Linked DNA regions of Mus musculus: regions 2, 3, 4 and 5 are each linked to region 1. The links are chromatin loops, found by intact Hi-C in ENCODE. Cell type or tissue: heart. All regions are shown on one strand. Region 1 holds the start of Lhx6 (LIM homeobox protein 6). Region 2 has its middle 21 kb from the start of Gm39798. Region 3 overlaps Gm39798 (a long non-coding RNA gene). Region 4 has its middle 46 kb from the start of Ptgs1. Region 5 overlaps Ndufa8 (NADH:ubiquinone oxidoreductase subunit A8).

Region 1 (5,000 bases):
TAGCCGAGTACTCAGAGTTGAATCTGGTTTCCTCGCGCACCGACTGACACCGAAATGTGCCAGGGATGTCGCGCCCTAGGCTGGAGTACAAGAATGAAAGGACCTATTGGAGAAGAAGGGACGGCCCCCAACTTTTAACACAGCGCATCCTGGGTGCAGGAAGCAGCCAAAGCTCACATTCCAGGCCAGAAAAACCAAGGCTCAACGAGAGGCGGCTCCTATCGGCAGTTTTCCAGCGCAGGGGTAGAGGTTGGTAGCCGGAAGGCTGAGCCAGAAGCCCTGGCCTGTGCTGTTGGGGGGACTCGGGGCCGAAAGCAGGACCGAAAGGACTCACCATGGCAGGCGGAGCGGTCCCTTCGAGACAGCGGGTGGTCGCTTTGCAGCCGGACCCTGGCTGGGCCATCACCTGGGGGAGGGGGAGGGAATGCAGGCGACGGCGGCTGCTGAACTGGCTCGGAGCTGTCAGAGCCCAGCGCCTCCCCTCGCCTGTTATATAAACCGGCGCTGAACAATGAGTCCTAACTTTGTAGTGGGCATTTAAAGCCCTTCCCCACAAAAGCGGTGTCTCTCTAATGAAGCAATTTGAATTTGGATTGGGTTTTTTTCCCTCTCTCTCCCCCTCTCCCTGCACTTAACCCGTGGCTCTTGAAGTAATCGCTTAGTTCCTTTGCAATCCAAGCCTCTGAGGGGGAAAAAAAACACGCGCACACACACAAACTACCTGCAATTAGAAATTGTCGTGAATGCCCAAGATAAGAGGTAGCCAGAGTGTCAATTCCAACTGTCAATCAGTGAGATCCATCAGGCCGCCCAAAGAATTGCAAATTTGATTTTTTAATGGTAGTAATTAAAAATCGAATTTTTTTCTCCCTCCGCCCCCTCCCTTCTCCTACTCTCGGTACAAAATGCAAAAAGGAGAAAAGAGAGAAAGAAAGAAAATAAAAAGGAGATGGGGGTGGTGGTGGTGGTAGTGGTGGTGGTGGTTGAGAAAATAAAACCCAGAGCGCTAGGAGCATCCGCCCGCTCGACGCGCGCCGGGAAATTGAAGCGGGGATATTGACACCGATTCAAACGCCTTTGGAGGGCCAGTTCAAGGGAAGCCCCAAGCCAAAGAGGGCGAGATCGGCGAGTGAAATGAGGCCAAAAAGAGAAAAGAGAGGCCTCTTGGAGGAGGAAAGAGAACCCTCCAGACTCTTGGAGCTCCCGGGACCGGCCCCTCATCGAGATCCTCAGCGTTGCGCCGGCACAACCTCTGGCGCATCGGCGCTATCAGCGTCTATTCAGACGGACAATACTGGCCTCGCCTCCTCTTGATTCGCCTATGTCTTTGCTAAATCGCTTTTTGAGAAATTCCTCCAACATTTGCATAATGTGTTCCCGCTTTCCGCGACCCCCCACCCCCGCCTGCCCGCTCGCACGCTCACACACTTGCAGACACACTCTCCCGGGCTCACTCAGCACCCCTCCTTCCTGCTGCCGCCCGCCACCCGACCCGGCCCGGTTGAATCCCGGCTCCCGCTGGCCCCAGGATCCCCGACGCTCACCCACTCGCCTGCTTGCTCACCTGGTCGGTGGTGGGGCCGCCCTCCGCCGGCAACCGGCAGCCCTCGGGCAGCGCCGGGGCGGCGCTCTCATGCTTCCAGTACATGGGCCCGGGAGCGGGAGGGCTCGGTGGGCGCGCAGTGCGAAGAGAGGCGCAGAGTGGGGCCTCGGGCGTCCTGGGGGCAGAGGCTGCTGGGAGAGCTGGAGAACCGAGGCTCCGGCCCCGCCGCCCCGGGCCCAGCCCCAGCTCCCCGCCCCCGGCCTGAGCGCAGTCCTGGCCTCCCTGGCTGCCAGCACCACTGCCTCTGAAGAAGGTCCCGACAAACTTGGAGAGGTCCCTGCAGCTGCTTCTGCGGCTGCCGCCTCCTCCTCCTCTTCCTCCTCCTCCTCTTCCTCCTCCTGTTCTCCCTCCTCGTTGTCCTCCTCCCCTTCCAGCTGCGGCGACGACCGCCCTGCCGCTGGAGCCCCGCTCCGTTCAAGATGAGTCATGCGTGACCAATCCCCTCCCCGCTAAGAAGAGCGAGACACTCCAAAGGAGGCAGAGACTCAGAGACATACACACACAGAGAGACACACTGAAACTAGGCGCTACAGGGAGACTCTTGGAACATGCTAACATACAAAGACACTGGCGGGGCACATATCCTCACAGCTCCTTCTGCCGCCCCTCCCTCAAGGGCACCCACTGCCGCCCTCACACAACGTTAATAGGTGCGAGAGGAATCCGTGGTCAGCCCATCTACAAGGCTGGATTCCACATGAAGCCACGTTCTGTTGATGTAGTGCTGAGCCTGGTATATTTGTGTCGCAAATGGTCACCTGCTCACACCAATCCTTCAGGTCCTAGACTTCGACACACCCCTCAAACTCCTGCAAAAATATCCCTGCTTCATGACAACCGGAGCTTGCACCAGCTTCTAAAGGCTGAACAGGGCTGGGGGCAGGGGAGCCTGTGCTAGTGAGAGTGGGAGGGTAGGTCCCTTGGTTCTTTTGGAATGAATTACTTGGGACATCCACTTCCACTTCAAGATTTACCTAATCATACTTTCTACGTACTATAGGACTCTAAGGATGATGAGAGTTAGGGAAAGGCAAAGACCCAGACATTTAGATAGCAGGCACAAGCCCCAAACAGAGAACTCTCAAACTCAAAGGTCTGACACTGACAAACACTGACATTTATAGCCTCAGCCTTCTTCCTCAAACACCAACTATGCCAGAGAAGTGTGTAAATGTGTGTCTTCTTCTAAAACACTGTGCACACTCAGACTTAGACCTAGTCCTGCATAGAGCTACCCACCCACCACACAGACCACCCCTCCCTAACTGCCCTCATTTACAGATGTAAACAGCACCCCCTCAAATCACGCTTACACTTGTACACACAGCCGTACTCAGGAGAGGCCAAGTTCCTATGGAGCTCCAAACCCTGTATAACCTCTGTTATGAGGCATCTCTTACTATGCACTGCATTCTTATAGGTGATGAGCCAGGCGCCAGGCTCAAGGGGAAGCAACACACACCTTTGCAAAGAACATCGTTCCCAGGTGTCAGTCTCTGTCTGCACAATTAGGCATGGCCAGAAGCACACATGGACAATGTCTATACACGACTGCAATACTGAAAACCCACCTCCCACTCCTTAGAGATATATATCTGCTCTTCAGGCAGACACAACCCCAGCTAATGGCATCAGCCCTTGCATTGCAGTCCTTTATTGCTCTTGGGCACACAGGTTCTGAACCAGTCTTTTATACTAAAGAGAGCAGATCCACGGTGGAGAGCAGGTGAGGTGTGTACATGCACACAAATGTACACATACACACTTCTATTCTTGGGTGCTTTAATCCCAGCCTGGCATTAGAATGCTAAGCATATTAGAGTCGTGATCTCAGTTTTCTCTGTGAGGCAGCATACCCTATTGGTACCCATGCTACCTATTTTAACCTGATGTTTAAAGAAATCATATCCGTCATAGTGCCCCATGACTAATAATGGCCTGAACCGAGAACTAAAACTGGATTCATATACTGGAGCTTATGACCTTGATTTCTGGGCTATACCCATGACCGTGACCACTCATGGTAAGCATGTGCACACACACACATAACACACACACACACACACAACACACACACAACATACACACACACACACACACACACACACACACACGCACACACACACACACATGCACACACACACACACACACACACGCACACACACACACACATTCCATAGTTTGCCAAAAGCCTGCATCTGCCTTCTGGCTCATGGGCAAATATGGAATAGCAACAATACTGTCTGGTTCTCCCTCTCCCCTGGGCTCTCCTCCCCTCTCCCCTTCTCTTCTTTTCCCTCCTCTCCTCTAAGTGGCCCGGAGAGGCCAGAGGCTAGTATGTACATAGTACATGACAAAAAAAGACAAAGCTCTTGTTGCTACTTCAAAACTTCTTAGGTAAGGGAAGACCACGTGAAATGAAATGTCAGATGAGATTTACATAGTCTGGGGACAGAAGACATTCGTCCAGGTAGAGAAATGATGGCAAAGGTCTTGGGGCTGAGCAAACAGGTGGTGCCACTGCTATGAGGAGGAGTGGGACATAGCAGTGGCAAGTCCGTGCTCCCAGAGTAGTGACAGTGACTATGTCAGTGTCCACCACTTACGTGACTGAGTTCTGCTCCATATGCACCACCCTCTCAACCCTCCTGGCAACTCCACAGAGCTGGCACAGTGCCCTTGTTTATTGAAATCTAGACTGAGTTCTGGAACTCTTAACAGAAACTTTCATCTGTATGCAGCTCCTCACCTGAATTCTGACTAAATCCTCAGAAAAATTAAGACTAGATTAAGAGACATTGAACTCTATCAGGTCTGAAGTCCAAAGAGTGAGGGCAGCTTGCCTTGGCACTGGTCTTAACACCACCCCTTATTTTAGGGGAGACAGGTACTCTATTCACGCCTTCAGCCTCAGATTTCTCACCTGTGAGGTGGGCATGACAACAGAGCCCACCTCCTATGCGCAGCCCCACCAAACTATGGAACATATGCCTCAGGATATCTGTCACATAGAAATGAGCCTAAAAATAGTAGGGGTCACTGTGGCATGGACACACCAGATTTGGAAGATACTACTTCAGATTCTTCTGGAATAGGCAGGGCATAATTCAAATAATCAAAAACTCCCCTGAATAACTTACCCAAGGAAGCTGAACACCTATTAGTCTAGCTCAGAGCATACCCAACTTCAAAGACAAAAATGAAATCACTTTGGACATGAAATCTTCCTTCCCACAAATCCAGATTTCTGTTACAGAATGAGACCAGATTGTCAGACTCAAAGAGTCTGTTCAGACAGGATAGTCTTTTTCCTCCCGCAGGAGATCGTGGGCAGGTCACTTTGCCTCTTAGAATCCTTGTTTCCCAGCTTGCAAATGGAGCTAACAGTCCTTACCC
Region 2 (5,000 bases), 97 kb before region 1:
CACAGGCACAAGCTTAGAGCAACTGTCAGGGAGACATGAGGTCCAACTCGGCCTGGGTCCCAGAAGGGTGAGTGGAAACTGGTGACTCTGAAGGCCTGGCCATGGGTGGAAAATGTCTGCTCAGGGACAGGAGTGTACTTGCCTGGTGGCACTTGGGAAGAAGTGACTACACTCTTGTGATTACAGTCCTAAGGCTAGCCCTTCTAATTCCCAAACCAAAATGGTGGTATCAAGACCCGACTGAGTTAGATCACCCCCAAATCTGGAACCATAGTGTGTTGTAAGAGAAGGATTGGGCCTCATGGCCACTTGGGTGGCCCAAGGTTGGCCTTCTGCATACCAATCCTAAAGCTCTCCAGAGTCTGTGAAATGCTATCCAGAATCCTGGATGTGTTTCCCTGCAAAGGCTGGAGAGGGCTATCTACTGGTTCAGGGTAACACCACAGGAAATCTGGTACTAGCCAACTGTCCACTCACTGCTGTCCTGACCTTCTACCTGGGCTTCTCTGTGCTTTGTCTCTCTGGGGAAAATTCTGTCCTCCGGGCAGGAATCATCTCTCCCTGCAGACACTCTGGCTCTAGACAACCCTGCCATTTCTGATCAACTAAGGCTTGCTTTGGCAGACACAGGAAGAAGAGCCCATCCTTTCCTTCATCTCTAGTGAGGCGCCCAGACAACAGCTTCTCTGAAGGTCTGATCACACGGCCATGGTCAGGACTACTCATCCTGACCCATGGTATTGCCGCTGTCCTCAGCAGGCATCAGAGAATGCACAGGCAACTCTAGGAGGTACCCAAGGATAGGGCAGGGTACCTCAGACACATGGGGTTGCTGGGGAAGTAAACTCTTGGTTGTTCGGATGTGTCTTGGGGCCCAGAGACAGCAGCAGCATGGACTCATCCATCACAGGGAATGCTGGGAGTGGAGGGCACTTCCCCAGCACTCAGTAGGGAAGCCTGAGGCATCTTTAAAGGCGATGATCCCCCACAGGTTTAGCCAGATCTTGTGGGACTGTCTGGTCTCCCTCTCCCTCAGCTTGCCCACAGGCTCTGTTCTTGTCCATACTAACTGTGCCTTTGATTGCAGTGTGGGGGTAAGAACTGCAGAGTAAAGTGTTTGAAATATCTTGGTGTTCGGCTGTTTCACCTCTCAGAAAAGAAACAGGCCCACCCAGTCCTTAGATGAAGAAGCCTGGGTCAAGGCTGGACCTGCTTTTTGCTTCCCTCTAGTGGTCATAGGGTAAACTGCAGCCTGTTTGAGCTGCATCCAGTGTTGGCCTCTATCTCTTCCCTGGAAAACTCTCCTCACTTCTGCCCTAGGGTCCTTTTTCCCTTTTCCTACTCTGAAATGTCCTGAAAGACAAAAGTCAGCCAAATGTCCTCACCCAAGGCCATTCCCCCCCCTAGACTGGCAAACCTGAAAGATGGATCAGCTTAGACTTGCTGAGTAATTGCTAAGTACCAATTTCAGGGCTCAAAAAGTCACACCCAGCCACCGCAGGTCCTTTTCTCTTGTTCTCTTATTATTGACATGGCTCTCTTGAAACTCTCTCTGTCCTTGGCCTCCTAGATTGTCCCCTACCTCCCTGGAGGGTCCTGCTCAGCTGTCTCTGGTCTTCCAGGTCTCTTTGTCCTTGCCTGCAGGTGTTTCCTTAGCCAATGGCCTACTGTTCTTGCTTACATTGGAAGATGGATCACCAAGCAGCCAGGTGTCACATCGAACTTTCAGACCGGGAGCATCAAAGATGTCAGCGTCTATGAGTTGGCGGATTTTTGTAGCACATGTGCTCAGTTTTACGATGAAGTACCCTTCGATGCATGGTGTGGGGTGAACACCAACATCTTCAGTGCTCAGAGACTCTCAGAGCTCCACCTGAGGGACTTCTCACAGTCTCCAGGCACCTGTCAGACTTTTCCAGGCCTGATGTCACTTGCCTTCCAGATCTATATCAGTCACTTTTTATCACTGTGACAAAGGATCTGAAAGCGACAAACCACTCCGTGGACAAAGGATTTGTTGCGGCACATGGATTTGGTCTATGGTCAGCTGCCTCGGCTGCTGTAGGCCGAGACAGAGCTGAAGCATCATGATGGAAGGGTATGGAGAAAGAAGGCAGCTCACATCATGGTGGCCAAGAAGCAGAGAGGCAGAATGGGTCAGGGACAAGATGTGCCTTTCAAAAGTGCACCCCCAGTGGCCCGCTCTTCCAACCATGCCCTAGCTTATAACAGACCACTTAACTATAAAGTTACATTTATACTAGTTCACTTACGCAATTAGCACTCTTGTGATCCAATCGCCCCTCGATAAGCTAGGAACCAGATATTGAACCCACATAACTTCTCTAGGATGGGAGCCCTCCTCCTGAATGGGTGTTGCTAAAGACAAGTTCTAGTCCTGGGGGGTTGAGGGGGAAGGCAGCAGAGAATTGAAATGAAAGGAATAGATGTTGCCTGGGTACCAACAGGCTCCTTTGTAGTTCTGGGAAGCCAGTCTGAATATAGCAGAAGTCCAGAAAAACCACCAGAGGGCAGTGCTGCCCCACTCACGGCCTTTGGGAAGGCCTGTCTTTGTGTCTTGGTACTGAGGTCTTTCGAGGAGAATCAGGGATGCGTGTGGGGGGGTGGGGGGTGGAAGTTACTTTGTGTGTCTCCTGGTGGGTTAGGATGTTTGTGGTATCCATTGCTCACATCAGTGCCTTCACACCCAACCACCAGGAAAGGGAATGTTGGTCATCTCGGGGACGTCTGAGCAGGATGGAGCTCAGAACCTGTAAAACCGTCATTTTCAAATGTGTTCCAACTCTGGACCATAGGCCGTACGTGGTCAAGAGAGCTATGTATTCTGCTCAACCCAAAATTATAAACTTCTTTAAAACAGTATGAAGGAGTTTGGAGGAGGTGGTTGCTATGGTTATTTTATTCTGTGACTCAGTTCTATGATTTTGTGCATGGCCTTTGTTGATGACAATGTTATATGGCAATGTCAATAGGATGGACAGCTGGAGAAATGGCTCGGCAGTTAGAAATGCTCATTGCTCTCTCAAAGGACCGGAGTCCTTTGAGACACCCACCAGGTGGCTCAAGGTTGCCTGCCGGTGATTCCAGTTCCAAGGGATTGGGTGTCCTCTGGCCTCCTGGAGCAGCTGCATACACATGATGAACAAAAACTCATCATACACATGAATAAGCAAAAATTATATTTTAAGGGGGCACAGCCCCCTTGGTAGAGTATTCACCCGCTATGGTGTGAACATTGGTGGGACCTACCTCTAACTCTAGCTCTTGATTGTTGAAACTAAAATTCAAGGCCATCCTTGGCTACGTCGTACAGAGTTTGAGCCAGCGTGGGCAAAAGATTATCTTCAAAAGAGAAATTGGACACATCTGATCGAGTCTTACTACTTCCAGGCCTCGGGCACTGGATCAGAGCAATGGTGGATCTTAAGAAAGCCATTCTTGTCATTGGCTAGAGTCCAGGTTGACCTGGTTGGTGGGATCCATATAGGTTGGGGGTTCAAGGCATTTTTCCCCAGTCTCACGCCCATTCCAGCCCACCAAGCCCCAACCGTGCAAGTGAAGAGTGAGCATGTGCCCACATGGCAGAGGGTTTATTGGTTTTCTCTGCCCTGAGCCTTACACCAGGACTCCTGGTGACTCAGTCAGCGCTGGGAGCCTCTCAGGTCAGAGCTGAAGAAAAGACATGAGTGTACTATGCTAGTAGCTATATCAGGCTATGCTTGGAAACAGCGCTACTGGGAGCAAACTGTCTCCTGCCTGGAGAAGAGAAGGATGGGTTAGCTATGCTGAGAAGGATGCTTGCACGCTGGAAGGATAGGGTGACTACTTACTGGAGGCGCCAGGCAGAGAGGGACCTTCAAAGTCTTGGGATGTGCCTCGTGGGGGAGGGGAGCGAAACAGCCATCCCCCTTACTGCCCCCCTCTCCCGCTCTCTCCTAAGGCCCAGAAATCTATGAACCCAGGGAATTTCTGCAGCTGGAACAGGGAGGAGACATGACTGGCATTCCTTCGCATGTTCCACATTCTATTGATTCATTCTTTGGGTACTAGAGGCAGCCCCCAGGGTCTAGTGCATGAGATGCGTGTACTCTACAACTGGGCTGCATCCCAGCCTGAGTTCACGTTCTAGACCTGGGAGAGACACACACGGAGTGCTGGAAAGAGTCAGAAAGCGTGTGGTCCACACAGGAAGGAAAGAGGAAAGGAAGAAGGAGAGACACCAGGAGAGTCGGGGACAGGGAAAGGGCAAAGAGCAGGACAGGAGGTGGGTGGTGGCCCGAGGAGGGGGCAGGGAGAACTTTCTTGGCCTCCCTCTCCGCGCCCTCGCGGGCAATCAGGCCGGCAGGAGGCAGGTGGTCCGGGGAGACAATGGCGCGGAGGAGTGCGGAACCTGGGACTAAATTTGGCTTTGCCTTTGCAGGGCTCGGGGCCGCCCGTTCATCTCCATGCAAAGGAGAGACGAAATGAATATGCAGCGCGGGCTGTAATTGGGCCGCCGCGGCCGCCGCCGCCGCCGCCGCACTATAATTTTCCAAACAGGATCTTGCAATCAGGGCCTTATTCATTAGCGCATAAACAATTTTGTTTCTCGGCACTCGAGCCTGTCAATCATGCCGAGAGGGAACATCTTGGCCGAAGGCGCGGGCCGTCGCGCGCGCTCCTACGCGCGCCCCCTCGAGCGCCGCCAAGTGGCTTTGTGCCCGGGAGCCCTTGGGTGCTGGGATGGAGGGGGAAGGGGGCTTGCTGCAAGGTCCCCTGACAGCACGCGCTTGGGAAACCCATAAATACTCCTTTGAATCTGCCTCTGAGTCCAGCTTTGTCCTAAAGGCATCCGTGCTCCTCCTTGCAAGCCTCAGTTTACCCTTATTAGCTGGCTGGACTAGTGAGCATTCTTCGGAGAGAGTGAAAATGGCTACAGCAGTTGTTGCTGAAGCTCTGGGAGTTAGGGAATGCTGCCAGCCTATTTATTTATTTATTAT
Region 3 (5,000 bases), 79 kb before region 1:
TTTTTCCACAGTGTCTCCACAATCCCCCTCTCCGGTCTTTGCTCCCAGGGTTTCCCTTCGTCCAAGCCTTCCCTGTCTGTCACCATGCATTCGGCTTAACCACTGTAAAACAATGGGAATGTATTGGCCTCTCTGGGCCCTCGCTGCTGTTTCAAGAGCTAGTCCAGTTCTCCTGGCATTGAACTTGCAGTGAGTCGGAGCCTACACCCATCAATTGACAGTGTCTGTGTCCCCAGTTCCACAACAGATTGGAATCCCCCCCAGAAGAAGGGGAGCTACACAAGTGGTTCAAGCTGTCTCCAGGCTTGGGAGCTGGGTGGGTGCTTTTGTCAAGAAACATGGCGTTTTCATTAAGGCCATTGTCTGCCAATTAGCCCAGCACTGACTCACAGGGAGCACAACATTGGGGGCCCGCTGTTCAGGCGGCCTGTGGCTGCAGCATCGTGTTCTATGAGCCCCGTGTCCTGTCCCCGGGAGAGTCTTCCCTCTGCTGCTCTGCTAGGTGGTTTCTTCACCCTGTTGTGGGGTGCACCTGTCACCTCAGTGAGGGTGCATTTGTACACGTGTGCTTGAAACCAGGTGGTGTACCATGGCCATGTTATTGAATTAACAGAACCACCCAGAAAGAAAGCACCATTGTCATGCTGTTCTGCAGGGGAGACAACAAAACCTCCAAAAAATCTTTCTCAAGGCTCTGAGGACACAAAACCATCTCATTAGTCACCAGAAGAACTGCCATTTGGACAGTGTTTTCTAAATAAACTCAGAGTTGCACAGCCTTGGGTGAGCCATATCCCTCTCTATTTGCCCCCTGCCCACCCTGTCCTTCCTCATCCCTGCTCCATCAACTCCCATGAAGTCAGAGGTAAAATATACACAGCCCCTGACAGAAGAAACTCAAGCGAAGAAAGGGAGGCAAACAGCACAGATAATCACCATGTAATTAATACAGATAAGAGCTACATGCCAGAGGTATCTCCCATGTCAATACAGAGTCACTCCAGAGCTTTTTTGGATGTGCAGGATTGCGTTGGGCAGAACCACCACAAGCCAGTTGTTCTGCTGCTGGGGGAGAGTGGGGGTTGGTGCTTAGTTGCTTCCCCTCTCTATTTCCTACAAACACTATTTCATTGAAACCCTTATAGTACATCAGCGTTTCTGTAGAGTCACTTTACAGGTGTGGAATTATATGCCTGCTTTGTTATTTTGATAGATCCACCTTCTGGATACAGTGCATTGATATATCATTTATGACTGCCATATCAGGGTCAATACATGATATTATCAGTGTGGTGGTTTGAATAGGTATGGCTCCAAGAGACTCATGCATTTGAATGCCTTGCCATAAGGGGTGGCACTGTCAGGAGGTGTGGCCTTGTTGGAGGAAGTGTGTCACTGTGAAAGTGGGCTTTAAGGCCATATATATGCTCAAGCTTCACCCAGTGTGATATATAGTCTCTCCTCGCTACGTGTAGAGCTCTCATCTTCTCTAGCACCATGTCTGCCTGTATGTCACCATGCTTCCTGCCATGATGATAATGGACTAAACCTCTGAAAAGCTAAGCCAGCCCCAATTAAATGTTGTCCTTTATAAGAGTTGCCTTGGTCATGGTGTCTGTTCGCAGCAGTAAAACCCTAAGACCATCAGGTTCTTATACTTTTGCTGAACAAATAAAATGGACCATGTGGCTTTAATGCCATCATTCTGATCACTGGTTAGACATCTCGCATGCTCATTGGTTAAACAGTCTCTTCTGCAAACTTCTTGCCCGTAGCCTTTCTGGATGTCTCTATATCACATTTTTTGATGGCACACATCTTTGATGGCACACCTGATTTTCTGGCTCCTTATGCCTGGACCTCCTTTAGCTTTCCTACCTGCCGTACCCCCCTCCTGTATGACAGTCATCCTGACCCGCAGAGTGTCAGCCCCCAGGTTCACCGTGCAGAACCCAAGGGGCCAAAGGATCTCGCTGATTCGGCTTGGCTCAGTGAGAAGCAGTTTAAGCAGGGGGTGATTCCCAAAAGGTTTTTTTCTGTTGGTTTTTAAGGTTGAACGCTTCCTAGTAGGGACTGGCGAGATGGCTCAGCACTTAAAAGCACTTGCTGCTCTGTCACAGGAGCTGAGTTTAGTCCCAGCTCCAACATTTGAGGCAGTTCATCCATGCCTTTAACTCCAGCTCCAAAGGGATCTATCACCCTCTTCTGGCCTCCATGACCACCTACAGGCACTTGTACATACAGTCACACACACACAAATACAATAAAAAATATAATCACTCAGAGAGAGAGAGAGAGAAGAGGGCTTTCTATAAATGCTCTATCCAACTCATCCCTAAACAACAACAAAATCACATAAAATTTCAATGAGGGAAATGGTTTATTTTGTGATTTTTGGTTATTTGTTTTAGGTTTTAGTTTTTGAGACAAGGGCTGCTACGTGACTCTCACTGTCCTGGAACTCACTCTGTAGACCAGGCTTGCCTTGAATTCACCAAGATCCACTTGCCTCTGCCTCCGGAGTTCTGGGATTAAATGTGTATGCACCACCATCCCAGGCCTGGCGACGTGTGCTTGTGATCCCATTGCTGAGAAGCTAAGACACGATGATCTGTGGGTCCTGCTGGCTCGCCTAATTGGTGAGCTCCAGGCCAACGAGAGACCCTATCTCAAAGGAAGGAAATGTTGTTCCTGAGGTTGACATCCAAGGTTGTCTTCTGGCCTCTACACACACACACACACACATACACACACACACACACTTGTGTGTATACCTGCACATTCACACATGCACAAGATACACACATGCATGCATACATACAAATAAAACACAGACCCAAATATCTTTCTTATTTAAATTTCCAGAAGGAATCCCCCAGATGTTTAGATCTAATTTGAGAAAATGATCAGAATCCCAGTTACCTCTAACAGGTTAGCTAAAAGACAAAACAGGTCACATGACATTCCTTTTGAGAATATTTTTACTTACTCTTTGACAATTTTAACTTATATACAACACATTGTGATGATATCCCCCTCCACTCCTCTTGGACACTTGCAAACTTCCACACATATCTGCTCCTCTACCTTCATGTCCCTGTCGTCACTCCCCCAGTTAAACCGTTGGCTTGATCTTGTGTAGAAAACTGTAGCTGCTGTGGGTCCATGAGTACAATGGCCGGCCCTGTTACAACCTGAGGACAGCATTTCACAGTGCCCTCCCTGTCCTCCAGCTCTTACATGGCTTTCCCCCTCTTCCACAGTATTCCTGGAACCTTTTAGAAGTTGGTAGACATGTCTCATGTGGGGCTGAGCACTCAACAGTCACAGATCTTCTGCACTTTCACCCTTTACAAATCTCTGCATTGCCTGCTGCTCACTACAAAAAGAAGCGTCTCTCCCCAGTGTTGAGAGCAACACTAACCTATAGACTTCAGGATAAAAAGGCAGTTTGACAAACTTGTCTGGTTAGCAAGACAATAGGTTCACCTCCCCAGAGCCTATGACCCCCTGTATCATGGCTTTGGACCAGGTTTACAGTAAGAGACCTGTGGAACAGGTTCAAATACAATCAGAAAACAGTTGGTTACCTCTGAAACAGTCTTGTCACTATTGCTTCAGTAGGTGCACCTTGCCTGGCAGGTTGATATGGTAGCATGCAGGGTCCATCACTGTGTAAGTCAAGTGATGATTTTTTCCCACCAGCAGCCTGCATGACATACCTTCTGGCACTATGAAAGCTAACCATCAGAAAGAAATGTTCTAGGTCAATTCCTTTATTTCTCAACATGCTGCAAACAGAGTGTGTTGTGTCTTCAGCAACTGAGTCTTACCATCTAGTTCTGGTGGGCAACCAAAAGTCATGGAGATGACTTGTACCGGCGGGGAAATGCTCTGGGACCTTCCTAACCAATATCCCACAGCTGGCACTGAGATCTTCATTTGATAACCCATGACTTCTGGAGGAAGCACTGTCTATCCATGGTGAGCACCTCCATCCAGATTTCACTTGTTAAAAACGGTGGATATTTTAATTAGCCATATGACTCCTTCATCTATCCATAGTTTCGGTTACATTTTCCCCTCCCCCTCATCTTACCCAAACCCTGGCTCCCAACTTTGCTTAAGCCTTTCAAACCCCAGCACCCTTCTCCAGTTTCAAACCTCTTGTGACAATGTAGTTCTTGGTATGGAACAAGAGCCCAGATGCTCTCTTCCACCAATCCTTCCTTCTATAGGTAAAGCAGCAGACTCAGACGTAAAAGTAGCTTGATAGGACCATGTTCTGAATTAAAGACAGAATGGGCAAATTCCCCTGTCTCAGCATCCTCTTTGCCTCGTTGCCTGTTACTCTGATATGGTATGTCAGACACTAAAGAATTTTCCTGAGAGTTCTTCTACTTGAGTTGTCACCTGGGACCCTCGGATCCTTGAAAGCCACCACAGTAACATAAGCTGCCTGTCCAACAGACGATTGGATAAACAATGTCTTTAAATCAAGCTGTCATATCCTATCATGCCCCCATTCCGGATGGCAAGGGAAAGGAATGCTATTATCATTTTCTTTTAAACATCAACTCTTCCCACAAGAGCAACAGAACTGATTAAAATACGGCTGGAAGAAAGGGCACGCCTGCTTCATTTGCATTCAGTCCTCAAATTAAAGGAACACTGGCATGCAATTATATTTCTTATTACCATAGCCTACTTTGACCTTTTACATATCCTCCCTTCAGTTCACAGATGGCATTTCTCCTGAGACTGCCAGAGGGATTTCTGGGCTTTGACACACACACACACACACACACACACACACACACACACACACACACACACACACACACAAAAGGTGAGTTTTCTCTCTCTCTCTTTTTTTTTTGGTGATGCCAATCACTAAGTTAACACTGGCTTTCCCTGTGTGGATTCTACAGAATGGCATGCGTTTCTTGATGATTCAGGTGGCCCTCCTTGGAGGGAGTTTGGATTGTAGAACATACAGT
Region 4 (5,000 bases), 170 kb after region 1:
GAAGAGACATCGTGACCATGGCAATTCTTACGAAGAAAGTATGTAATTTGGACCGGCTTACGGTTTCAGAGTTTCAGAGTGTCATCATTATGGTGGGGAGCACAGAGGCAGGCATGGTAGCATGACCTGGAAAAATAGCTGGGGACTACACCCTGATCTACAGGCAGAGAGAGAGAGAGAGAGAGACAGAGAGAGACAGAGTGAGAGACAGAGAGACAGAGAGACAGAGAGAGAGACAGAGAGAGAGAGACAGAGAGAGACAGAGAGACACAGAGAGACACACACAGAGAGAGACAGAGAGAGAGAGAGAGAGAGAAAGAGAGAGACACACAGAGAGACAGAGACAGATAGAGACAGGCAGAGAGAGACACAGAGACAGACAGAGAGAGACACAGAGACAGACAGAGACAGAAACAGAGAGACTGGGTCTGGTGGCTTGGGCTTTTGGAACCTCAAAGGTCACCCCCAGTGTAACTCTTTTTCTTCTTTTTCTATATAACACTTCCATCAATTTTCTGGGAGTTTCACATCATGTACCATGATCACAGTCCCCTCCCAGTCTCTCCATATCCTTCACCCCATCAAAGAAGTAGAAAACAAAAATTAGTAGGAAAAGAAAAACCAACTAACCAACCAACCAGCCAACCAACCAACCAACCAACCAAGTCCTCTTTGTGCTGTCTATACATCACTGGAGCATGGTAAAACTCTCAGTAGCCTGCCCTGAAAATAGAACTGAGCCCTTCTCTTCCCATACCTTAACCAGAAGCCATCAGTTGTGGGGAACTACACTTCAGCATCTCCCTCACACTCATTTCCTGTCCTTTAACAATTAGTGCCATTCCCTGGCGACTCAGCATTCAAATATATGAGCCTGTGGAGATTATTCTTATTCAAACCACCACACTCCAAAAATGTCCAAAATTGTACTTGTTGCATGTACTATGTGTTCCAAAACATGAACTTGTGAAGGATACTTCACACTCAAACCACCAACCACATTTTGGACTTACTTTTTCTCTTCCAGACAGTCTTACACTGTAGCTCAAACTATCCTGAAACTCACTATATACACAGACTGATTTCAAACTCATGACAATTCTTCCTTAGCCTTCTACATGAGGGAATCACACACACAAGCCACCATGTCTCCAAATTAATTCTCAACTAGGTCATTTCTATAGTATTTGCTTCACAAAATAGACAAATCAAATTATAATATCAAAAAAGTAAACAAAGCAACAACAAAGAGAACCTAAGAGTGTTTCATCTAATGGCAAGTTGGGAACCCGTCCATGGATTCTGTGGAAACATGACTGCATTCTTTATATGTTTCTTTTTTGCTTTTTTTTTCCCCAGTTGCATTTCTCCACTCTCTTTTTTTCCTCTGTGGTCACTCCCATTTAAAGAAGGAATTCTTGACAGCAGCATTGAGTTGCAAATACCTTCAAGTTAAGTTTAGTTTTTTTTTTTTTTAATTTTAACTAACACATACTTGTGAAAATTACATCAGCTAGAGATTACAGTTTGTCTCAAGATAACTTCTTACTCAGGCGAACATCACAAATCTCTGCCTTCACTAACATTCTGACTCAGCTTATGTCATGAGTCGAATATATTCCCTAAAATTTCATATAGTGGAAATTTAACACTCAGTAGGTTGGTGGTATTTGGAGGTAGGGCATTTTCATTAGAAGGAGATGAAGTAATGAGGGTGGGGCCCTTATTATGGGATTAAGAGAAGATTAGAGCTGAGTGTGTGGTGTCTTTTTTTCCATGCCAGCACACAAAGTCTTCACTAAGCACGGATGTCTTCATTTTGTCTTGTCTTCATAGCTTGTACAACTGTGAGACACACATTTTGTCCTTTTAGTAATCATCCAGTCTGTGCTGTTCCATTATAAGAACAGAAAATAGATGGAAACAGCCTACAAATTCTGTTTTCCATCATAGCCCATTGTAGAGGGAACATATTAGTGATTAAATTCATGGCAATTTCCTAACCTTACCAACAAAAATGCTGTTTTCTTATTACCCATGCATTTTCCATAACTAGCAGTTGCTTAACAAAATTCTAGGCTCCACATAATCTAGGGTCATGGCTGTCCTTCATGCTCTAAGGGATAAGTATATTATATGCTAACTCATGTTATATGCTAACTCCATGGGGCTAATCCAATGATGATCCTTAATGAATTCAAACCCAGAGCACTGTAGAGAGCCAGAATTCCCTTCGAAGACCTTATGAGGGAGTAGCAAGAAATCCATGTTTATCCGTCATCCTGCCTATGCTGAAGTAGTCTCATAAGGGCCTCCTCTTGCCTGAGCCTACAACACTTCAGGCTACTGCTGTTTAAGTAACAGATGCTAAAGCTATCTATTTTGATGATTGCTCTTTGGTAAGGGGCATACGTTTTCTTATCCTGAGTTATTGACAAACAAGATGCTGAGTCAGTCTAGCAAAGCTTGTAATCCATCCAAATACCCTTTCATTGTATTTCTGGGCCAAGTGCCAAGTTCAGCCAGTTTCTTGGAAAAGGCCACCCTCTAGTGGCTAGCTTGAGTACAACAGCAATTCTTCAGGAAAGTTTTTTACTTGATGTAATATATGGCGTGAACGCCCAAAGAAGAGAAAAGTTAATAACATCAGAAGATAGGAGAAGGGCTCTGGGAAAGAAGAGAAAAGTTAATAACATCAGAAGATAGGAGAAGGGCTCTGGGACAGTAACTGTGTTCATGTGAATTCACATTCAATAATATACAGAGCTAGAGTTGCAGATGGATGAGGCTTCTAGGTAGCAGAGAGTCAGCAATAAACATGAGCTCTAAATAGTATCATTAAATAAGAGTGATCTTATACTAAACCATTTCTTCCAAGCTAGGCATTGTTAGAATGAAAGGGTCTGTTTTGTACTCCATCTGCTTTATAGTCAATTGCTTCATGGCTTGGTTAGGACATTTTGAAAATAACAATCAACTTAGACTACTTTCCCTTTGAAATTCACATAGGAAGTTCAGGCACAGAGAGAATGCTAACGAAGACAATCCACATTTCCAAGCTATACTCATGCCTAGCATTGTTAGGAAATCTGAGTAATAAGGAATTCAGAAGTATGCTTTAGTTTATATTTTGGAAGGTAACCTAGCAAAAGGGTTTAAGAGCACAAACTCTAGGATCCGAGTTTGAATCCTAGTTCCTTATTCACCATATGGATCTTAAACATATTATTTTACTTCTTGTTGATTCTGTCATTTCTCTTGTACAGTTTAGTGGGGTGGTATGGAAGGTAAATGTACTGATGAACATAAATTATTCAATACAGCATCTGGCATGTTGAAAATAGTATGTTTTACCATTGTCATTGAACAGATTCTGCGTGTGATTCTCTATCCCTAAGAGATGGAATGTGTTGCATAAAGTGGATATTTAAGAAGATTTTCTTGCTCGGTGACAGTATTAATTAATGCAGTGAAAGAAGTTGAGGTTGGATGAGAAAAGTAATTAGTACTCACCACAGAAATATGATTCAGTCTCTAATGAATGAGTGGCTTCATTATTCTTCTTAGTTCATATAGGAAGTAGATCCAGGCAGTCCATTTTTTTTTTTTTTACTTAGATAGAATCTAGAAACATTAATCAGTCTTCTATTGTTGATTTGGCACTTGAATCAGAAATTATTTTACATTAAATGGATAACCAAAGTGATATCCCCTTTACTATTTAAAAAGCGAATATACTTTATAGTTCAGGTAATAGAAAGGTTCTATTTTGTGCACTCTTGTTATCATATTTCATTGGGCATTTTTCTCTTCTTGTAACTTTGCATGTCACAGTAACACTCAAAAACATCAAAATATAAATATTTTGATTAAAAAAATCAAATTCCCAACCTCCCAAGTTCCATTTAGCACAACAGACTACCAGCATGGTATATGCTGTCATGAGTGTTGCTGCCAAGAACACTTATAGTGCCAGTCTAATTCGAGTGTACTTCATGATCCAAAACTGAACTATGCTCCCAAGATATTGCTACTCAATTACCAATGCAATCCAGTCCAAGTATCCCAACTGTTTTGGAAGTTTCAGGGGAAAAATAATTATTGGTATGTGACAATAATGTCTTGCCAATATTTCCTTCTTGGGCATCAGACATTGCATGAATATTGATTTGTGTTGTTCCCCATTTGTCTCAGTTGAAGGAGCAAACCCCAGTGAACCTAGTTATCCCTGTGCCTTATACCTTGGTACCCAGTTGTATCTCAAACCTTGGCTTATAGCATTAATCTTAAGTAGTCTCCACTCTTATCCGTATGAACTACATTCTGAGATCCCTAGTGGATGACTGAAACTGAATCAAATGCTACTTAAACAAGTTTGGGGATTTAGCTCAGTGATTGAGGGCTTATGGCACAAACCCAAGGTCAATGAACAAAACAAAATAAAATAAAATAAGAAAACCACTGGGACTCAAACTAAAATGCTATCTATCTATCTATCTATCTATCTATCTATCTATCTATCTATCTATCTATCTATCATCTCTATCTATCTATTCATTCTATGTTTTTCCCCCCACATAATATCTGTACCAAAGTTCAGAACCCCAAAGTTAAGAACACTTTACAACTTCTCTTTGACATATCACAAAAATGACTCATGCATGTTGGGGCCATTGTTACGAAAGACAAGGGTTATCTGAGTACAAGCACTGTGATATCACGACAGTATGTCTGTATCTGATAACCAAGGGCATTACTGAGTGACTAGTGGGTGGGAAATGTATACAAGCGTGGCTCTGCTGGACAGAGTGATGAGTCATGCTTTGGACAGGATGGAGTAGGACAGCAGATCTCATCACATTACTTATCATGTTACATCATCTCAAGTGTATGAACTGTTTTTTTATCTAAAACAGTCTCTGTACCAAAACCACAGACAGTGAAAACTTAGATGAATGAGGACTCCTCAGTTGTGGTGATTTGTGGCCCAACATTGGTTA
Region 5 (5,000 bases), 70 kb before region 1:
GTTGTTTGAAGCCCTGCTCAGGGGACCTTCACACTAACGGCTTTCAAATTGTTCCGTGACCTTTTACCTACTGCCACTGAGACCTTCATTTGTTGTAAGAAATTATTATCTTTAACTACCTAGACCCTTCTGTCCTAGAAGGCTATGGTGTCGTGTGATCCCATCAAGAAGAGCACAGGAAAGCCAAAAGCTGGTTCCTTTGTTCAAGGAATTCAAAGCAAGGTGGGGAGGGTGGAAGACACAGCTGCCGTCCAACTTGGGTAAAAGTTAAAACATCCTAGAATTGAATTTGAAGACATTAACAGTTCAGGCTGCACTGGTCGAAATCTACAGAGGTGGATTAGCATTCGGGGAGCGATTGGCATGCCACAGACCACCTGAAGCAGGCTACATCCATCAGATTCTTGTACCCCATTCAATAAGGAGTCAGAGGTCTGCTGGAAAGCTTGTTACAAATCTCTTACAGACCCACTGACCCAGAATTTTCCGTATGGTGCATGTGCACCAACTTACGTTATGGGACAGGTTTTGTTACCTGCTGTATCTGGGTTCAAATCTCAGCTTAGCCACTTAGCACTCAGCTAGAATGTGACCTGCTCACTGGCTTCCTCAAATACAAAATCAGCCAGAGCCTTCCACAAACCAGGGGAGCTTTCATACCCTGTCAGGCAACACCACAGACCAATGAAACCATTCTGGGTGGGGAGGGAATCCCAGATATCAGATATGGATTACTAATGGTTTTAATGGATAGATATGCTCATTAGAACCAGAAAACCTTTCCCGTGTACCCTGTATGTACTTCTCAAGTGGGGAGGAGCCCTCTCCACCTCTTCCTAAGCATGTTCTTTCAACTATGAGATGGGCTAGCTGACATTTCTTTTCCTTATACATTTTATTTTAAATCATGTGTATACCACATCTGCGTGCGCGCCCAGAGTCTGGAGGTCTTGGATCGTCTTAGGTGTCACAGATGGTTGTGAAGCACCTGAAGCAGGTGCTGGAAACCCGAGTCCTTTGGTAAGGCAATGCATTCTCTCTCCATTCAACGATATCCCTTACAAATAGCTCTGACCACAAAGGAGTGGACTCGTGGTAATCACTCGGCATAGTGCAAGTGCTAGCTGGGTAAGCACTATGAGTTATTTAAGACAGACCCAGCTTCCTCTGGGAGGGAACTGAGGAAGTAAAATGTGGCAGGCAGCACGCCATATACCTGTCAATCTGTGACCATGACCAACTTCAGGTACTGCAGCTGGCTCCCAATTACTTGGCTACCAAGATGTTAACAGACTTCGCCTCAGCTTTTTTAAAACCTAAAGGGCTTACTCAAGAGTTGAAAGTCTAAGACAGATACTAGCAAGGATCTTGTGTGGACCAAGTATGAACTTCACTGCAAATGCTCTCAGTGGTGGGGTGAGCAGTATGGCCAACCATTAGTCTTTTCCCTTGAACTGGCCTCAGATCCTTTAGACAGCAGCCCCTGCCCCTTAAAGCCTCGCTCCCTCCAAATGCACTGAAGGCGACACTTGTCCAAATCTCTTCTTCTCACAGTTCTGCAGAGAAGCTCAAAGCCCAGTAGGCTCAGATGACTTACACAGTCTTATGTGGCAATGTAACGCCACAATCAGAACGAGCAGTGACTCAGCCAGCTGTAAAGGAAATGGCCAAGTGGATGAGAGGGAACTAGATGGGGTGAAGGGACTTGGGGGAACAGTGCTTTGAACCAAGGAGCTTTATAAACACCGGGGCTCTAACCTGCCCAGGAGGTAGATAAGCTTGTACCCTTTGGTTTGTCCTCAAACTCAACCTCTCACAGGAGGTTAAAGAACACACCCAAGGTTGGAACTGACACTCAGACCTCCAACTTCCTGGCTTTGGAGCTGGGAGTTCAGCCTCCCCCTCCCCCTCGTCTATCAGGAAAAACATCTGGGTTATAACACCCGGACGATGGGCTATGGAGGGGAAACGGTGGAAGTGAGGTTCTTTAAGGAGCTTTAAGAAACACTGCCTAAGGCCCAGCTAGCAGCCCCTCCCGAGCCTGAGTCACAGGCTCAGACCTTTCGTTGCTCTATCTTGAACATTTCTCTAGAATGACTTTTAGTGAAATCTATAAGCTTGGATTGCTGGAGGAGAAAAGAGACCTGAGGCTTTGCACTGTATGCCAAACACCCTGAAATGCTGCTTCAGGTAGAAAAGCCTCCTTCATTCATTTTTCCATATGGGAATGTGGGTCTCCTGCCACAGTGGCTGGTCCTCCACAGGACAAAGCAAGTGGGACAGTCAGGGGCACAAGAAAGAACAAGGGGAAGTCATCTTTAAAGGCTAAAAGGTTACATAGAGCATAATAAAACACAACTGTTTCCTTTAAAATTTTTAATGGACAGGAAATGTATAGAATAACTGCCAAGTCACATAAATTAACTTTTTTGTTAATGTCTGTGATCCAGGAAAGAACACGAGATCGGCACGGGTGTTTTCGTCGTCTGTTGTCTGGGCGCATGACCGAGGTGACCAAGTGTGGACCGTCAACCCATCTCTACACGGTCCAGAAAAAAAAGCGGGTGCCGTGCTTGGCGGGTTTCAGATCCCCTTCAATCACAGGGTTGGGCTCTGGCCTTGCTCTTGAGTGATAAGGATTCTCTGGCAAAGGACGATCTGTTTTCACTTTGGTGACCTGGGAAGGGCGAAGAAGAGAGTCAGGGTTCAAAGAGACTCTTGAACAGTAGTAACCCTGAGACTGCTGGGGGTCCCCTCTCTGCTCCTGCTGCCTCAACCATTCCTCAGCTTCAAAGCTCGGGAAGATATATCTAGCTATATTGAATCAGAGTCAACATCTAAAAGCAGACTTTCTGACCCTCTATATGGTAGGACAATATATCCTCAGCAGAGACAAGATATCCTCTGGGACTCACTCACTGGTTAGTGAGCAAGATGGAGGAGCTATCAATCAAGACCCGGCTACCCTGCTGCCTGCTGCCCAATGACAACAGAGAAGGGTGGACCCTGCACAAATCACTCACAGTGAAGGCTGGGGCCTAGACTATTTCTGAAGAGAACTGGGAGCCAGCTGGGACGATTAAGGGGAAGACAGAGAGAGCAGAGACAAAGAAGACAGAGGGAAGGTCCAGAGAAGTCAACACAGAGCAGGCTGTATACTGACCAAACCCTGCTGTTATCAGCACTGATGCTGAGATGCTGAGCCTGCTGTCTGCTCACTCTTCCCAGCTCCCACCAGGAGATTCCACAGATGCTCACTAAGGCTACCTTGCTAGGACACAATGTCAGATCCGTGCTTATAAATGCCACATGCAGCTAGGGAACAGGGCTGGGTGATACACTATGCAATGCTATGCAAAGGTGCTTCAATTTAACCTGATGGCAACAGGTGCCACTGTTACAGGGAAGCAACCAATCACTACATGCAGGCTAGAAGGCAGGGAAACCAGGCCGGATAGCTGGAACAGAAGAACTCAGAGCTGAGTCCGTGGGCCAACGTAGATGGTAGGTTCCAAACTGCAGCTGAGAGGAAGATGCCACCCCAATGGCCGGCCACCAGAATCTCCAGTGGGAAGCCATCACAAGTTGTTTTGTAATTTTTTAATTTTCTGTATTTTGGGGACCAGACTCGGGGCCTTGTACATGCTAGGTAAATGCTGTGCCGCTCCGCATTACCTCTAGTTCAGAAATTATCCTTTGGAAGTTAAGGAAGCAGCAGATCCTTCTAAGTGGGCCACAGTCACTAAGCATTTTCTGGCTTTTACTCTAATGGGACCAACTCTAGCTATCTGTATGCATGAGAGGCTAGGTCTGTCTGTCTCTGTGCCCAGATCTCTCAGGTACACAGTTACTATAACCCTTTGTGTGCAGGTTACAGCCAGCTCACAGGAGGCTGACTAACTGGCCAGAGCCCAAGGTCTGAGTGCAGGTCTCTGTCTCCTGCTGTAACTGGAAGTCACTCAGGGTTCCTGTTGCTTGACAGAGTAGTTCCAAATGCTTCACTCAAGGTATTTATAAAATCAATCTAGAAAACTGTCATTCTTTGCTTCTAAGAAATGTTCTTGAACATAAAGTAAGCAGGGACCCTGAACAACTGACTGCGGGGAGAAGAAAGCGACATGCTCTTGTGTGGTGCACTCCAAAAGAGAAAGGACAGGAGCACCCCAGGGCCACTCCTAAGGGAAGGCCTAGGACTGCCTACTTGATGAAGCGGCCATGTGTAAAATGGGGTTCCCAGGATGAACTAGGAGGTCCCTGATCACTTCTCTGTGGTTGCTGAGTGGGAGCAGGAGTTAACTCTGCCTAGGAAGGGTGAGATATCAGCGGGAGAGGCAAGTAGGCCACACAGAATCAGAGAATGAAACATAGGTTAGGCCTCTCTCTGCTCTCTTTCTAGAAGGAGACTGAACAATGGGTGGAGTACAATCAAAATTGATAAAACATGTCAAGAAATACACATTTGAGGCAACTAATATGGAAACCTGGGGGAAGGGGTAAAAAAATGTCCATATAAAAAGACTCAAGAATAAATACTGCTTTGATAGCCTGACTTACGCTTCCCCTGTGGTGAGAAGAAACAAGAAAAGGCAGTTTTATTGGTTAAGTGTGTAAGTCCTATTACTTTCAACTTTGGTTGGCTACTATTTAAAGTAATTTTTTTAGTTTTAGCAAAAGAATGTCTGAAGTAAAAAAAAGAAAAAAAACGTGTCAGATTGAAAAACAAAGCTATGCTACCACTCTATTGGTGACAACTGTTCATGGGCGCTAGCCCCAAAGGGAAGGGAACAGAGCTGAACAGCCTGTGTGCCTGGTGCTATGCAGGCTCACACAGGCTCTCGGGCACAGCTCTTCCAGGACAGCCCTCGGCTTGCAGACAGGGCTGGATGGAAGTGGGATAGTTGAGATTCCACAGGAGCCCGTGGAGCAAGGTTCAGAGCGACTGTGTCTACCCAGCTTGCCCTTCCTGAGCTACAGCAGCAGGAGCTGTCAGGCCAGTGTGG

What was found. Peaks named below come from ENCODE experiments on the same cell type or tissue, not always from the same donor. Only the 100,000 strongest peaks of a DNase experiment are listed, where the experiment ranks them.
Region 2: a loop joins it to region 1, with 2.5 times the contacts of the local background. A loop is called at or near these places in 8 of 42 quality-filtered maps.
Region 3: it touches region 1 in a loop (1.9-fold over the local background); 7 of 42 quality-filtered maps call a loop at or near these places.
Region 4: it touches region 1 in a loop (2.5-fold over the local background); 3 of 42 quality-filtered maps call a loop at or near these places.
Region 5: a loop joins it to region 1, with 2.0 times the contacts of the local background. A loop is called at or near these places in 5 of 42 quality-filtered maps.

Annotation. Positions count from the first base shown.
Region 1 is chr2:36,103,560-36,108,559 of GRCm38, forward strand. Lhx6 (LIM homeobox protein 6) reads right to left here and starts at 501. Exons shown (of 9, transcript NM_001083126.1): 1 at 335-501. The coding sequence starts at 403. In heart, no CTCF peak of the experiment used is centred here; a DNase peak (open chromatin) is centred at 1,982; H3K4me3 peaks cover 2,440 bases; H3K27ac peaks cover 347 bases; H3K27me3 peaks cover 4,864 bases.
Region 2 is chr2:36,007,040-36,012,039 of GRCm38, forward strand. No RefSeq gene overlaps it. Among named protein-coding and RNA genes, the nearest start is that of Gm39798, 21 kb to the right of the region's middle. In heart, CTCF peaks have their summits at 1,229 (motif pointing left), 2,514 (motif pointing right), 2,719 and 4,716; DNase peaks (open chromatin) are centred at 1,205 and 4,376; H3K4me3 peaks cover 1,261 bases; H3K27ac peaks cover 832 bases; H3K27me3 peaks cover 2,199 bases.
Region 3 is chr2:36,024,595-36,029,594 of GRCm38, forward strand. It overlaps Gm39798 (a long non-coding RNA gene), which reads right to left. Exons shown (of 2, transcript XR_866163.1): 2 at 2,964-5,000. Among named protein-coding and RNA genes, the nearest start is that of Gm39798, 3.9 kb to the right of the region's middle. In heart, no CTCF peak of the experiment used is centred here; no DNase peak of the experiment used is centred here.
Region 4 is chr2:36,274,208-36,279,207 of GRCm38, forward strand. No RefSeq gene overlaps it. Among named protein-coding and RNA genes, the nearest start is that of Ptgs1, 46 kb to the left of the region's middle. In heart, a CTCF peak has its summit at 2,546 (motif pointing left); no DNase peak of the experiment used is centred here.
Region 5 is chr2:36,033,965-36,038,964 of GRCm38, forward strand. Ndufa8 (NADH:ubiquinone oxidoreductase subunit A8) reads right to left here. Exons shown (of 4, transcript NM_026703.3): 4 at 2,360-2,677. The coding sequence ends at 2,540. Among named protein-coding and RNA genes, the nearest start is that of Gm39798, 5.5 kb to the left of the region's middle. In heart, no CTCF peak of the experiment used is centred here; DNase peaks (open chromatin) are centred at 117 and 1,877.